3 separate regions of the Homo sapiens genome follow, and all the other regions are linked to region 3. The links are chromatin contacts, found by Hi-C or POLR2A ChIA-PET in ENCODE. All regions are on one chromosome and are shown on one strand. The core of a region is the stretch at or near the end of the contact, and the rest is flanking DNA. Distances in the headings are between cores, read along the strand shown. Region 1 holds the start of TMEM204 (transmembrane protein 204). Region 2 overlaps IFT140 (intraflagellar transport 140). Region 3 holds the start of TELO2 (telomere maintenance 2).

Region 1 (4,478 bases), core at 640-3,139, 40 kb before region 3:
TCGGAAGCCTGGAGCAGAGGCACTGCCTCAGAGACCAGCATTATCTTCAGAGCAGAAGGAGCGTCCAACCCCGAGTCTGTGAGGCTCTGCAGCAGAGACTTGGGGTGTCTGCGAGTCAAAACCTTGCTGACAGTTTCAGAGAGTCGGCCTTTGGGAGACCTTGTGTCCCTGTGCCGTGACTGTTGAGATGACCCCATGGGCTGTAAGCGCCTTCCTATTTATGCAGCCTCACACCTGCCACTCAAACCCCACGGTGCGGTGGCATCATTCTGAGCCCCTTCCTCTCCTCTGCAACCACTGAGCATCCCTGTCCCCTTCCGAGCGTCCTGGCCTCCCTGTCTCCTTTCCAGCGTCCCATCTGAAGCTCATCCCTGGGGATCCTGCTGCTGCTCTCTGCCTCAAAGACCCCAACAACCGTGAGAACAAAGCCAGAACTCACCCGTGTATTTTTAAACTTCTTGTTTATTTTACTCATGAGTAAAGAAAGAGCATTTTCATTTTTTTTTTATGTTCAGAGACAGGGTCTCTCGCTATGTAGGCTAGGTTCGTCTTGAACTCTTGGCCTCAAGCAGTCCTCCCGCCTCAGCCTCCCAAAGCGCTAGGATTACAGACGTGAACCACTGCGCCCAGCCGTAATAATTATTTTCAACCAAGGAAAAATGCCTTTCCTTGATTTGATTAATGTACCCATCTCTTAACTATGTGTAACGGCAGAGAGGCCCCCCAAATGCCTGAGATGAATTCCTGTGTAAAAGAGCTGGAGGCAGATTCTGTGCTGAGCAGGAGGAGTGTGTGGGGCCACCACTCACCAGGGAGAGGGGGCCTTGGGGCCTGGTTCCCTGGGAGACACAGTGCCCCCTCCTGCCTGCCCAGAGGCCACGCTCAGGGCAGAGCAGGGGCCAGGCCTCCCCACCCGCTCACCAGGTCCGCGCCTAACATCTCCCATGTGCCCTCGAGCCTCGGCCACGCTGAAGGCATCAGGAAAACAATTGGACTTACGTTTGACGGTGCCTCGGGACTCCTGGAAGCCGGCTGCCTCGGAGCCCCAGCCCAGCGCCTCACAGTCATGTGCGTCCACCTGGCCGGCTCTGGCCCCAGGGCTCGGCCCTCCCCGGGTCCTGTCCACCAGCCAGCAGGACCTCCACAGCCCCACGCTGCGCCTGCGCCCATCCTCCAGCGTCTGGCACACCCAGTTGGAGGTGAAGGCCGCCACGTTGTTGAGGATGAGTGAGACCAGGGCCACCAGCACGGCCGCGGCCACGAGTCTCTGCACGGTCATCGCTGACGCCGGTGCCGCCGCTTATCCGGAGAAAGCCAAGTCCCAGTCCGCGGCCGCACGTCCAGGGAGAGCCGACGCTGCTAGGGGTGGCTAGAGGACATCACCACTCATCCTCGGGGCGGCGCGGGCGGAGGCCCATGGGATGGTCCAGGTGTGCCGCCTCTCGGCCCGGCCTTATCCTCCTTCCTGCACCTGGAGCAGGGCCAGGCCTGTGCTGAAGCTGCTCGCCTCGGGGCCCATCCCAGGGAGCAGAGGGTGGGCAGCAGCAAGAACCCAGGGCCAGGAGTGCGCCGTCTTCCCGGGAAGCGGAGGCCGGCCTGTGCCGCGCGTGCCTCTTCTCGCCTGCAGCAGTGGAAAACAGAGTCACTCGGGAGGCCGGCAGCAGTGGGAGTCGAGCCCGCGCCACACTCCTTAGCACCGGCCTGCTGTGAGTGCCAGGCTCCGGGCAGGGTGGCCGGTGTGGAGCGGGTTCACAGCTCCTCTGTGCTGCCTGGGCCCCTGTGTGGATGCCTCCAGGGCAGTTGGCCGGTCCTGGAAAGCAGAGTGGCTGCTGCAGGGACGCCCGTGTGCGCAGAGCTCGCCTTCCCTGGCTCTCAGCAGAGAGGAAATGGTTGTTTTTGAGACTGTTTTTGGTGAGCTGGAAGGCGTAGCCAACCGCAACAAATAGCGGCCCTGCCGCGGCAGCCAGACACCAACAGGATGTGCTTCCTGATGGGAAAGGCCAGGAGACTTCTGAGGCCCTGCTCCAGGCCCACCTCCTGCCGCCCCTCCCCATCTTCCTGTCCCAGAGGAGAGGCCAGGGATGCCGGGTGCGGGACAGATCCCTCGTCTCGCCTGTTGCTTTTAAGCCTGGTGGCCCCCGGGGCCTGGAGGCTGGTACTGAGCGACTATTGCCTGCCCTGGGGACTTCACACCCCCCAGCCATCCAGTTGCCCCCAGGACCATAGGTACCCCCAGGACCATAGGAACCACAAGCCTCCCCCCGCCCGTGTGTTCCAGGCCTGCCCCCGCCACGGGAATGCTGCCCTCAAAAGGGGGGCAGATATCACAGGATTGCTGGGAAGGGGAGAGACCCGTGTGCCTGGAGGGAGCAAGTTCACCCAGACCTGCAGGGCCAGGGACCTGTACTTGGAGGACCTCGGGGCCAGGGACCTGTACTTGGAGGGCCTTGGGGCCAGGGACCTGTACTTGGAGGACCTCGGGGCCAGGGACCTGTACTTGGAGGACCTCGAGGCCAGGTCATTCTTAGGTGGCAAGAAGGGTAAGATTCTGGATGTGCTGGGTGGGGCTCTCAGCGGGGCCTGGGACAGAGCGAATGTCACGTGGGGCCTGGGCCACCTCTGCTATTGATGGGAACGGTCACCCCCCACAGCTGGGGACAGGACTAGGCAGGTCACCTTGTGAGTGGTCAGGCTCTCGGGCAGAGCTTATGCTGCCAGGGAGCTCAGAAGCATCTTCGTCTATTCTGCTCAGAATTATTCTGCCCAGCTGGGCAGACACCACGAGAGGGTCTCCTACTCTGTCCCATCTCCAGAGACCCGAAACCCAGCATGGGATTCCCAGCCTACCCAGGCTCCAAAGCTTCGTGAATGCAGGTGTCCCACATCCGTGCAAACTGTTCATGGGCACACGCCCAAGACAGTGCTGGGACAGAGAGTCCTGTTCCCAGCCTGTGGTAACAGCAGAGCTTTGACCGTTTCCTGTCCTTGCACTGCCCGTGCTTGGGCCCTGGCTCAGGGCGGTCCCGAGAGCTGCCACTTCCTGGGACCAGTCTCCATTCACACGTTGGCATGTGGCTCTGTATATCCACAGGTGAAGCAAGGTTCCCCACACACGCCCTGTGTCTGTTCCAGAAAGGCAGCAGCTCCGTCCTCACCAGCCCGTGGTGCGTGCTGGGTCCTGAGAAGCGTTTCTCCACTGGCTTCCTGAGGGACGTGCCTGGGGGGGATTTTCCCCGGGGATTTGTCGCAGACGTGTCCGTCAGGTTTCTCCTTTCCCCTCTTCCTTGGCTTGTGCCCAGGGAAAAGCTGCTGTTTCTATTTCTGTTCTCAGCCCCCGGAACCTGACGGGGCGTGCGGGGCACAGTGGTGCTGCCGGCCCCCACTCTCCCGGGTGGCTCGGAAGGCCCTGGGGGGATGTCCCCAGCCCTTCCTGCCTGTGCCCTGCTCCTCGGAGGTGGACGGGGGTGCAGTGTCTCAAACACTCAGTGTTCCTAAGCACACGGTGCAGAAGGGGGCCTTGAAAGGGAAGTCTCCCAAAAGTTTCCATGGGGGAAGAATTTATTTCCTCCTTAATTAACTAAACCATTAATCTTTCGGGAGTCTTCAAATGGCTAACTTCCAACAAAAAGCCAATGCTGGGTTTCAGAGCCCAGAGGACACGTTTGATTGTCTCAGCGGCCCGCTCTGGTCCTTTCCTCAGGTTGAGTGGGGAGGAGGCCACGGCCAGACTCCTACACAGCGGCAGCACCCCCAGAAGTCCTGGTTCGCAGAGGCCAGCATCGGCCTCCACTCTCCTGGCACTTCTGGGGTGCTCCAGGTCCCTGTGCCCTCAGCTGTCACGCCGCTTCTAACCCTGCGCGCTATGGCAGGCTGGGCGCGGGAGGGCGGAAGGCCTGGGAGCAGCATGTAAGTTAAGAGCGACCCTCCTGGGAGGATCTGTGGCTCTCGGGGGGTGACTCCCAGTAAGGGGACTCGCAGCTGGGCGGTGGGCTTCCCCCACAGTGCATCACACCCTCCTGCTCTCCCTGTTGCTTGGGGTCTTGGTCACGGTGGAGTCCCACTGCCCCCTCCCACATATGTGCCTGCGGCTCCCATATACCCAGCAGAGCGGGAGCCCTAGCACAGAACAGGGACACGGAGGGAGGGGGCGGCCTCGGCAAGCATGATCGTCAAGCCGCTGTTCGCCAGCCACCCTCATCCTGACACAGAGTGGTCTCGGCAGAGCTTCTGCAGGACCTTTGAAGGCTGCGTCCCCTGCCGCCCATCTGCTTCTTGTTCCAGTGCCTCGGGGCTGATGAAGTGCAGATGTGGGTGACTCCACAGACTGGCCGGGACAACAGGAAATTCTCAAGACTTGGATGGGAACTAAGAGGGTGTTTACTTCTTGGAATTTATGTCAGATGCACAAACCCCAGAACCCCACACCGGAGTGGAGGCTGTCCCGAGAGCCCTGGCCGGCCGTCGCGGAGAGGATGTGG
Region 2 (4,360 bases), core at 1,126-3,625, 57 kb before region 3:
AAGCATTCTCTTTGTAATGAATACTAACAAAGGAAACTTCTGGCATTTCTACCAGTGCGGAATGTGCCCTCTGCTCACGATTGTGTGGTATCGATGCTTGTGTTACTGGGGTGAAGGAATGAGCCTGTGTTGTGTGTGAGGAAAATGAGGGCACTTTGAACAGCGTCCACTCATGTTTACGGGGTCTGGCACTTTCTGCCGGTGGGGTGTGGGTTGTGCTGGTGTCAGGGCTCAGAGGAGGTGGTCCTGGAGGCAGGGCAGGCACAGCGGAGAGCTCAGGACACCCGAGACAGAGGCGAGCGGGAGGGGTGGGGCGCTCTTGGCAGGGACAGTGGGAGCCTTGGGGAGAGTCCCAGCCCAGCAGGGGGGCGATGCAAGCCCTGAGACCCTCGAGGGCGGGAGGAGGTTATACCGGCAGTAACTGGCCTTCATCAGGCTCCAGCCCGCCATGGCCACAGCCTGTTTCTCCCCCTCACCAGGCTTCCTTTCTACTTGCGGGTGTTACAGAAACGTGTTTAAAATCTCAGGGGGCCTCTAGTTCCACACATCATTCATCCGAATGGAACAGTGGAAAGGGATTGTGCCCCCCATGGCTTCCAGGGTCAACCTCCCTCACGGTCTGCGGTTGCCGTGGGGGTCAGTTTCCACACATAGGGGACCTGGAGGTACCGTCATTGCAGGGGGACAGCGCGGGCCACACGTCACCAGGGAGAGGCCCCGGGGACATCACCAGGGACACACCCGGGAGGCTTCTGAGTGCACAGCTCGGATTTACAGTGGCTTTCTAGGAAAACCTCGGGAAGAAAACTCTAAGGCAACACAGGGCAACCAGCCCGGGTGGGAGGTCCCGCAGAGTTGATCTTGCCGGATCTGCCGGACCACGCACGTGTGGTGTGGCCTCCTTTGTATAGGTAGCTCCCAACAAAACCCCGTAGAAGACTGAAGTGCCGCTGATCTTAGGCTCTTCCGTGAACAAGCATGTCCTGAAGTTGGGTTCGACAGTGAGGAATGTGCTGGACGTTTCAAGGTGTCTGCAGCAGTGCCGGGTGACCTTGCTGGGGATACTGATGCAGGCGGCCCTCCCTCCACCGCTGCACCCTGATCTGTATGAAACTCACATCCTGTCTCCCCAGCACTCAGCACCCTTGTGGCTCCCATCGCCTTAGGGTCTCCCCTGCTACCTGCGGCCGCCCTTCTGCCACCCTGGGGCCCAGTGGCCCTTTCCACCCCTCTCAGTCACTGGGTCCACCTACTCTGGGCTTCTCCTCGTGCCACTGTCCCCGGCTTGACTGGCCCTGGGGAGGAGGGGCCCCTCCTGCTGCTGATCCTTCGGGCCTCGGCTTAGAGTTGCACCTGCCCACCCCTGCCAGCCGTGGTCATTGTGTCTTTACCCATGGGTGGCTCTGGCCGCTCTCCCCCGCCACAGGGCAGGCTCCCCGGGGCCAGAACTTGCCCCACCATTGACCACAGCTTCCCAGAAGTCTCTCCGCAATTACTTTTTGAGTTAATCGTTTGAGGAGACCAAAGTAGACGTGAAACAGAACAGAATGCAGTGTGGAGCTGCGGGAAAGGCGAGGAGGAACAGCAGCCTTGGCAGTTGAGTGACCAGGACCCCTCAAAGGGACAGAGCCCTTTGGCCAGATCACGTAGATGCCGCTACCCTGGTGCCCTCGAATGCTCACGGAGGGGCAGCACGATTCCCAAGGACCCACTGGCATCGGCTACGTGGCCCTGTACTCAACAGGCCTGTTCAGCCTCCACTGGCACGCCGGGGACCACGCTAGGGTCAGCGTCAGCCACAGAGACGGCTAGGGCGCTCTTGACTTTCCTTGGGGAACTGGCATTCCTCTTAGAGAGATGGGGAAGTCATTAATCTCTGTGTCCCCAGAGGGTGGCATTTGGCAGGGCCTTGCCCTATGTGGAGGGTCAAGCTTGCAGGGAAGGCTCTCCAGACTCTAAATTAAAAGTGGGAAGGCTAAACCATGGAGCAAAGCACAGAGCGGGTAGGCAGAACTGAGCCCGGCCTCCTGCCCTGAGGCAGCCTGCCGGGTGCCCTAGCAGTGTGGAGCCACCCCAGCCCTGAGACGCTGGGTCCCTCGAGGCCCACCTGGAAAGCCCCTCTGCCTGCCTGGCACTGGCCAGCATCACACGCTGCTTCCTGAACTGTTGTTTTATTGTTATTTATTTTCTTAAGTGCTTTTTGTAACAAAGGAGTTTTACTTATTTTCTTAAGATCAGTGTCATAGCTTTTGAAAATGCGTCGTTTAGAGCATTAGAATGGGTCGACCATTCTAATCCAGACATGACCTCCCTGTGCATGGTTGGCTGTGTTGCTTGCCATAAACACGAGCTCAGGCCTCAGAGCATCTGTCTGCTTCCAAGAACACTGTTTCTAAATATAGAAGACGAAGGGGCTGGGGCGGTGGCTCAAGCCTGTAATCCCAGCACTTTGGAAGGCCAAGGTGGACAGATTGCTTGAGCCCGGGAGTTTGAGACCAGCCTGGGCAACATAGTGAAACCCTGCCTCTACAAAAAAGTACAAATAATTAGCTGGGCGTGGTGGTGCACACCTGTAGCCTCAGCTATTCAGGAGGCTGAGCCCAGGAGGTCGAGTCTGCAGTAAGCCGTGATTGCACCATTGCACTCAGCCTGGGCGACAAAAAAGAGAAGAAGAAAAAGAAAAAAAGACTCAGAATGTAGATAAACTGATTAAAGAAGTATGAGTTCACATGTCCACACGCAACCTGGACATGGGCCCTACATCCTAAAAGTGTGAGTGGAAAAGTAATCAAGGTGGCAGATCAGGTGTAAACAGCAAGCCTAACAGGCAGGGACCGTCACAAAGCAGGAGGGAACAGGGCAGGCCAACCCTGAGTCATGAGTCTAGAAAGCTGTGTCTTTGAAAATCTAGCAACAAGTGGCCAGGCGTGGTGGCTCATGCCTGTAATCCCAGCACTTTGGGAGGCCGAGGCAGGTGGATCACCTGAGGTCAGGAGTTTGAGACCAGCCTGGCCAACATGGGGAAACCCCATCTCTACTAAAGGTACAAAAATTAGCCGGGCGTGGTGGCGGGCACCTGTAATCCCAGCTACTGAAGAGCCTGAGGCAGGAGAATTTCTTGAACCCGGGAGGCAGAGCTTGCGGCGGTGAGCCGAGATTGCACGCCATTGCCCTCCAGCCTGGGCAACAAGAGCGAAAGCCAGTCTCAAAAAACAAAGAAAGAAAGAAAAGCACCTGGGGTGCGTCTGGAGCCGCGTTCTGGGAGCCGCGCTTCACTCGCTGGTGGTACAGCTCCAAGGCTGGAGCTTACTTGGCATTTTTGTTGCCACAGAAGCAGATGGGAAAATTCTAGGTCTGTACCTTGTGTGAAAAAAGGCTAAGTAAAATTTTGCATTTACGTGACTTCTGTGTGGAGAGCAGCGTCGGCTTTTGTTTGTCTTTGGTTCTGTTTGGAGCACAACTAGGGTAGAGAGGGGTTTGGAAGGTTAGGACAGCGCCCTCGGACGCCAGTGAGACCCAGAGGCGCCACCAGGCCCTGAACCTCATGAACCTGCGCGGCCCTAGGCATGCGGTGAAAACGGGACGTTGCCCTCGTCCTAGCACCAGAGCAGGCAGGGGCACCGCTGCTGGAGAGCGCCAGGTGGCTCCTGCGGAGGACGGTGGCCCAGATCCTACCCTGACGAAGAAAGGTTCACGTCGTGAACAGATGCCTGGCATGAGGGAACCTTCCGTGTGTTCCACCTGTCAGCAGTAAAAAGCCAACAAATACACGGAAATGCAGAGGCGCCTGTAGCTACATGCCTCGCTGTGCTGCTCTAACCTTGGCCTCCAGACGCGCGTAAGAAGGTGACTGAGTCAGCTGCATGATCGCACTGCGCTGTGGATGCCGTTCTGAAGCCTTTTACTTCTGTCCTTCCCACCTTCCCTACGTGGGGGAGATGGGAAGGGGTGGAAGGAGACAGGGCTGGGGCTGGCCCTAAACCTTTGAGTTTTCCATTCTCCCACCATCTTTATATTAAGATTCCCTCTCTCCTCATTGTCCTGTTTCCTGAAGACTTTTCTCCCAAAACTTCAATCATGTTCATCAGTTTGTCTAGAAACAAATGTAAGGGAAGAGTTTTAGCAAACACGAAATTCTGCCCATGGAATCAATTCCATTTCATGAAGTTGTGTTGCCAAAGCAAACAACCTCTTCCTGTGAGCCGCCCGGACAGTGTGAATTACAGCTCTGCAGCCCAGCCAGCCCTTTCCCCTCTCCTTTCCTTCCTGCGGCTTCTTGGGGCTTCAGCTTCTGTCACAGGCCTTCCTTTTGGAATGGCTGTCACACATGCACACAGGTGGCAGAGTGGAAAGACCCCAG
Region 3 (4,412 bases), core at 764-3,263:
GCCATCTTCATCAGCCGGAAGCTGGGGCTGAAGATACGGGCGTGTTGGGCAGAGCCGCCAACCCCCATCCTCGGGGCCCCCTTCCTGCCACAAGGAACCAGCAGCCCGGATTACACGGGCAGCCCCAACAACATAACCAGCGTGAAGTCCAAAACCACAAGCCGGATGGGAAAATCTGTTAATCCATTCCTAAATAACTGCGATTACTGTGTGAGAGCTCTCGGGGCCCTGAGCGGCTTCCCCAACCTGGAGTCTCACTGGACACCCCTCCCCTGCTGCTGACGCGGATAACTCAGTGCTTGCTTTGATCACAGCAACCTCTGAAAACCCAGCTTCTCAAGATGCAGTGTCCCGGCAAGGACTGCAGTGTGATCTGAGGCTGAGCCTGGGAGCCGGCTGGGGCTGGGAGTCCACATGGGACACGTGTCAGTGATGACAGCTGTGCTTCCCTGGAAAACCTGGAACGTCCCCAGCTGACGGGCTGCCTCTGCCGCCTGGGATGTGAACACTCCCACCCCATCCCTCTCTGACACAGCCGGACGGGGAGCAAGTGGGGGACTTTGTGAGACACAGCAGGTGCCTCCCGTCGCAAAGGAGACAGACACAGACCGCTTCTTCTGTTCAGGGGTTCAGCCAGGAGCAGGCTCTCTCTCTAGCCCCTCACAGGGACTAGAGAGGCTCTTGGTCCAGTCCTTCAAGCCACTCTCATCACTTCTGAGGCTACCGGCAACCCCAGGATGGGCCCAGCCCACTCACCCCGCAGCACCCTCGATGGTCTCCATCAACACCAGGAAGGCTTGGTCCGCCGGGCCCTCCAGGAAGAAGCTGGCCCACAGCTCCTCCAGGCGGCCATGGGGCAGCAGCTCCAGCCAGGCTGGGCTCAGCCTGCTGGCAAGACATCTGAGGACAGGCGAGAAGTGGGCCGAGGCAAACTCCTCCTTCTCCCTCGGGAGCGCTGGAGGCTCCATCTCACCGAGATACCGCTTCAGGGACTCCAGGGTGCAGAAGATGTGGCCGCCATCCTCCGAAGACGAGAGGGCATGAATGGCTTCCCGGACGGCGAGTCGAACCTCTGAGGGTGCTGGCTCCATCCTGCAGGACAGATCTGGGCGTCACGGGAAGACGACCTGTGACATGGACACAGGGCTCAGCTTGGGGCACGGAAATAATCCACACAAGCTCAGGAAGCCCCTCGGTGAGCGCCCCGAGACCCCACACCCCTCAACCCTGGTCCCACCCAACCCTGTCCCGCCTCCTTCCCCTCCAGTGCCTGCCGGTTTCCACCCAGAGTTCGCTCCTCCGCTCGGACCCCAACGCTACCAGCCACTGCAGGGCTTCTCAACCCGGGCCACTGTGCCCAGGGAACATTCTCAGTTGTCTCAACCGGGAGTGCCACTGGCGCGAGAGGGAGGTGGAGGCTAGAGATGCTGGTGAGTGTTCCCCGGGCACAGCGCGGCCCCACGCGTCCTCGCACCCAAGGCGGGAAACTCGGCCCGCGGGAGCTGCCGGCCCTCCCGGCTCCCTGAGCGGTGAGAGGTGGCTCCAGTCGCCATTCCTCCGCCCCTTAGAAACCAACAGCTTACGGGGAACACGGGTTCGGGGCTAGAGGAGCCGCACGCGGACCCGCCCCCGATCCAGGCCCGGACCCCGACCTGTACCCGGACCCCGACCGGACTCCTACCCGACCTGGACCCGACCCAACCAGACCTGGAGCCCAACCCGACCCAACCGGACCCCCGATCCCCGATCCCCGACCCCCAACCCGACCTGGACCCGGCTCCCGGGTGACTGCAGCGCGCTCAGGCGCCGCGCGCCACCGATTCGCTGCAGCCGATTCCCCACGGCCGCCGCGGCCCCGGACGAAACGCGATCGCGGCCCAGCCGGTTGGCCCCGAGCACGAGTTCCTGGGTCCGGGCGAGGCTCCCGCGGGTTTTCTTGAGCCTCTGGGGCGGGTCTCCGCGGGCCTCTCAGCGCGAATCTGCGGAGGACGCCAGGCGGGAGGGCGCATCTGCGCCTGCGCTGCGCGGGGACGGGGCGGAGCCTGGACGCGGGAGCGGGGGGCGGTGGGGTGGGCGGGGCCTGACGCGTGAGTGGGGCGGGGCCTGAGGGCAGGGCCGCGCTTCCCCACGTGGCTGCGAGCTGGGTTCGCTGCGCCCGGGTGGTGGGTTCTCGCCTTAGTTTCTCCCATCTCGGTCGTCCCTACCCTGGAGTGATGTCAGCCGTCTCTTCCCTCCGCCTCGGGTCCCACATTCTCTCCAGAACGCCGAGCGTTCGCTCTAAGGCAGATGTTTACCAAGACAGGCCTGGCTCGTCTTCCCCGGATGTAAGGCTCTGCTTTCAAGGGTCAGAGGCCAGTAAGGGAAACGCACGGTACACAAGGAAGTAAAAGAGCAGTTGAGATCATGTCAGATCTGAACAATTGCAGCTCCGTAAATGAGGCCGGGTCGTGGAATAAAAACTGCGACCAGTAGGGTAAGCGCTAGACGCATGTGGCTCTGTAAATTAACTGAAGTTAAATAAGTCCAGTTCCCTTGCAGCACTAGCCCCATCTCAAGGGCTCGGTACTACCTTTGGCTGTGGCCGCCAGGCTGGACAGCCGGACACTGAACATTTACAACATGCAGTGCCTTCTGTACACCGCAGCGGAGTGTGGGGGGCTTCATCTTTGTGGAGGGGGCAATCCAGGAAGACACCTAAAGAGGCGCCATTTCAGCAGTGATGGATGTGGGAAAAGCTGGGGAACAGTTATCCATTCAACAAACATTGATTAAATGCCTGCTTGGTGCACCAAGCCTTCTGAGCAACAAATGATGCAAAGTTCCTGCTCACCTATCGGGGGAACAGATAAAGTACATACGAAATATGCCAGGTGACAGGCCTCGAGCAGAAAAACTGGCAGAGGCCGGGCCCGGTGGCTCACGCCGGTAATTCCAGCACTGGGAAGCTGAGGTGGGAGAATCGTTTGCACCCAGAAGTTCAAGAATGGGAAAAATAGTGAGACCCTGTCTCTACAAAAAATTTAAAAATTAGCCAGGCACGGTGTCATGAGCCTGTGATCCCAGCTACTCAGGAGGCTGAGGTGGGAGGATGGCTTGAGCCCGGGAGGTTGAGGCTGCAGTGAGCCATGTTCACTGCCACTGCACTCCAGCCTGGACAACAGAGCAAGACCCTGTTTCAAAAAAAAAAAAGGAATCAAAATAAAAAACCGGTAGGGTAAGAAAATAAGAGCCAGTGGCCGGGCACAGTGGTTCACACCTCTAATCCCAGCACTTAGGGAGGCCGAGACGGGTGGGTCACAAGCTCAGGAGTTCGAGACCAGCCTGGCCAACATGGTGAAACCCCGTCTCTCCTAAAAAAAGAATAATAATAATAATAATAGTAATACAAAAATTAGTTGGGCGTGGTGGCATGTGTCTGTGATCCCAGCTACTTGGGAGGCTGAGGCAGGAGAATTGCTTGAACCCAGGAGGCAGAGGTTGCAATGAGTGGAGATTGTGCCATTGAACTCCAGCCTGGGTGACAGAGCGAGACTCCTCCAAAAAAAAAAAAAAAGAAAAGAGCCAGAGAGCAGTGGGTGCTGTCTTACGTAAGGTGAGAGCTCTGAACAGAACACCTTAGAGCAGAGCCCTGAATGTGTTGACAGCCAGGGAAGAGTCTCACTGGCAGGAAAACGGCAGGTGCAAAGGCCTGAGGCCGCAACTGTTGCCCGGGAGGTGGAGCCGAGGGAGGCATATGCAGGGGTGAGGCCTGGAGGGAGTGAGGCAGTGGGCCAGGCCACAGAAGGCCCTCGCAGGGACTAAGATTTTGCTTGTGTGGCAGGCATCTCCTGGAGCCATTGAAGGCACGGGTCCATGCTGGTGCAGTTAGGAGAGCAGACGGTAGGGGGGCGACACGGACGAGGGGACTAGGTGGCCATTGTGAGGATGAGCTTGGGGCGGAATGGGGGTGTAGAGAAGCAGCTGAACTCAGGGCATGTCTCTGCAGGCAGAGCTGATGGATGGGATATGGGGCAGGCAGCATCCCATCATCCCGGAAACTCCTCCTCCGTCCGCTGCTGGGTTCCAGCCCTCGCCAGTGCCCACGGCAGCTCCGTCCTTCCCTATTCCCTTCTTTTCCTGAAGCCCCGCATCCAACAGTGGGTGCTTGGAGGACAAATTTCTCAAGCCTTTGTGTGTCTGAAAATGTCTTTATTCTTTGCTCTGTCACCCAGGCTGGAGTGTAGTGGCGCGATTTCAGCTCACTGCAACCTCCTTCTCCCCGGCTCAGGCGATCCTCCCGCCTTAGCCTTCCAAGTAGCTGGGACTGCAGGTGCACACCACCACGTCTGGCTGATTTTTGTAATTTTAGTAGAGACGGGGTTTTGCCATGTTGCCCAGCCTGGTCTCGATCTCCTGGACTCAAGTGATCTGCC

What was found. A loop is a pair of places that touch in the nucleus more often than their neighbours do. ChIA-PET counts read pairs that join two places held with the same protein, here RNA polymerase II (POLR2A). Pooled maps may share reads with other maps.
Region 1: a loop to region 3 is called in a map of CD8-positive, alpha-beta T cell, with 7 times the contacts of the local background. The contact joins the promoter of TMEM204 here to the promoter of TELO2 in region 3. A Hi-C loop is called at or near these places in 33 of 168 maps with a recorded cell type or tissue (CD4-positive, alpha-beta T cell, CD4-positive, alpha-beta memory T cell, CD8-positive, alpha-beta T cell and 14 more), 2 of 37 single-sample maps with no recorded cell type and 32 of 50 pooled maps. POLR2A ChIA-PET finds 5 or more read pairs at or near these places in 19 of 52 experiments (A673, AG04449, CD4-positive, alpha-beta T cell and 14 more).
Region 2: a loop to region 3 is called in a map of gastrocnemius medialis, with 2.4 times the contacts of the local background. The contact joins the enhancer-like site here to the promoter of TELO2 in region 3. A Hi-C loop is called at or near these places in 30 of 168 maps with a recorded cell type or tissue (Right ventricle myocardium inferior, Right ventricle myocardium superior, aorta and 14 more), 1 of 37 single-sample maps with no recorded cell type and 28 of 50 pooled maps. POLR2A ChIA-PET finds 5 or more read pairs at or near these places in 9 of 52 experiments (A549, A673, CD4-positive, alpha-beta T cell and 5 more).

The regions. Positions count from the first base shown.
Region 1 is chr16:1,531,077-1,535,554 of GRCh38, reverse strand. TMEM204 (transmembrane protein 204) reads right to left here and starts at 1,889. Exons shown (of 3, transcript NM_024600.6): 1 at 1,000-1,889. The coding sequence starts at 1,279. All of the region lies in intron 19 of IFT140 (intraflagellar transport 140), which reads left to right. RefSeq lists enhancers at 1,156-1,859, 1,860-2,563.
Region 2 is chr16:1,548,291-1,552,650 of GRCh38, reverse strand. All of the region lies in intron 19 of IFT140 (intraflagellar transport 140), which reads left to right. The region is part of intron 2 of TMEM204 (transmembrane protein 204); the gene reads right to left. Among named protein-coding and RNA genes, the nearest start is that of TMEM204, 17 kb to the right of the region's middle. Within about 2 kb of position 2,375, at least 2 of the 41 ENCODE cell types and tissues checked have a DNase peak (open chromatin) inside an H3K27ac peak, as active enhancers do; they include gastrocnemius medialis, where a contact is called at or near this core.
Region 3 is chr16:1,490,961-1,495,372 of GRCh38, reverse strand. TELO2 (telomere maintenance 2) reads right to left here and starts at 2,013. Exons shown (of 21, transcript NM_016111.4): 1 at 1,768-2,013; 2 at 757-1,127; 3 at 1-27. The coding sequence starts at 1,091. RefSeq lists enhancers at 1-406, 1,308-2,208, 2,306-2,355 and silencers at 1,576-1,775, 1,786-1,835, 2,006-2,095.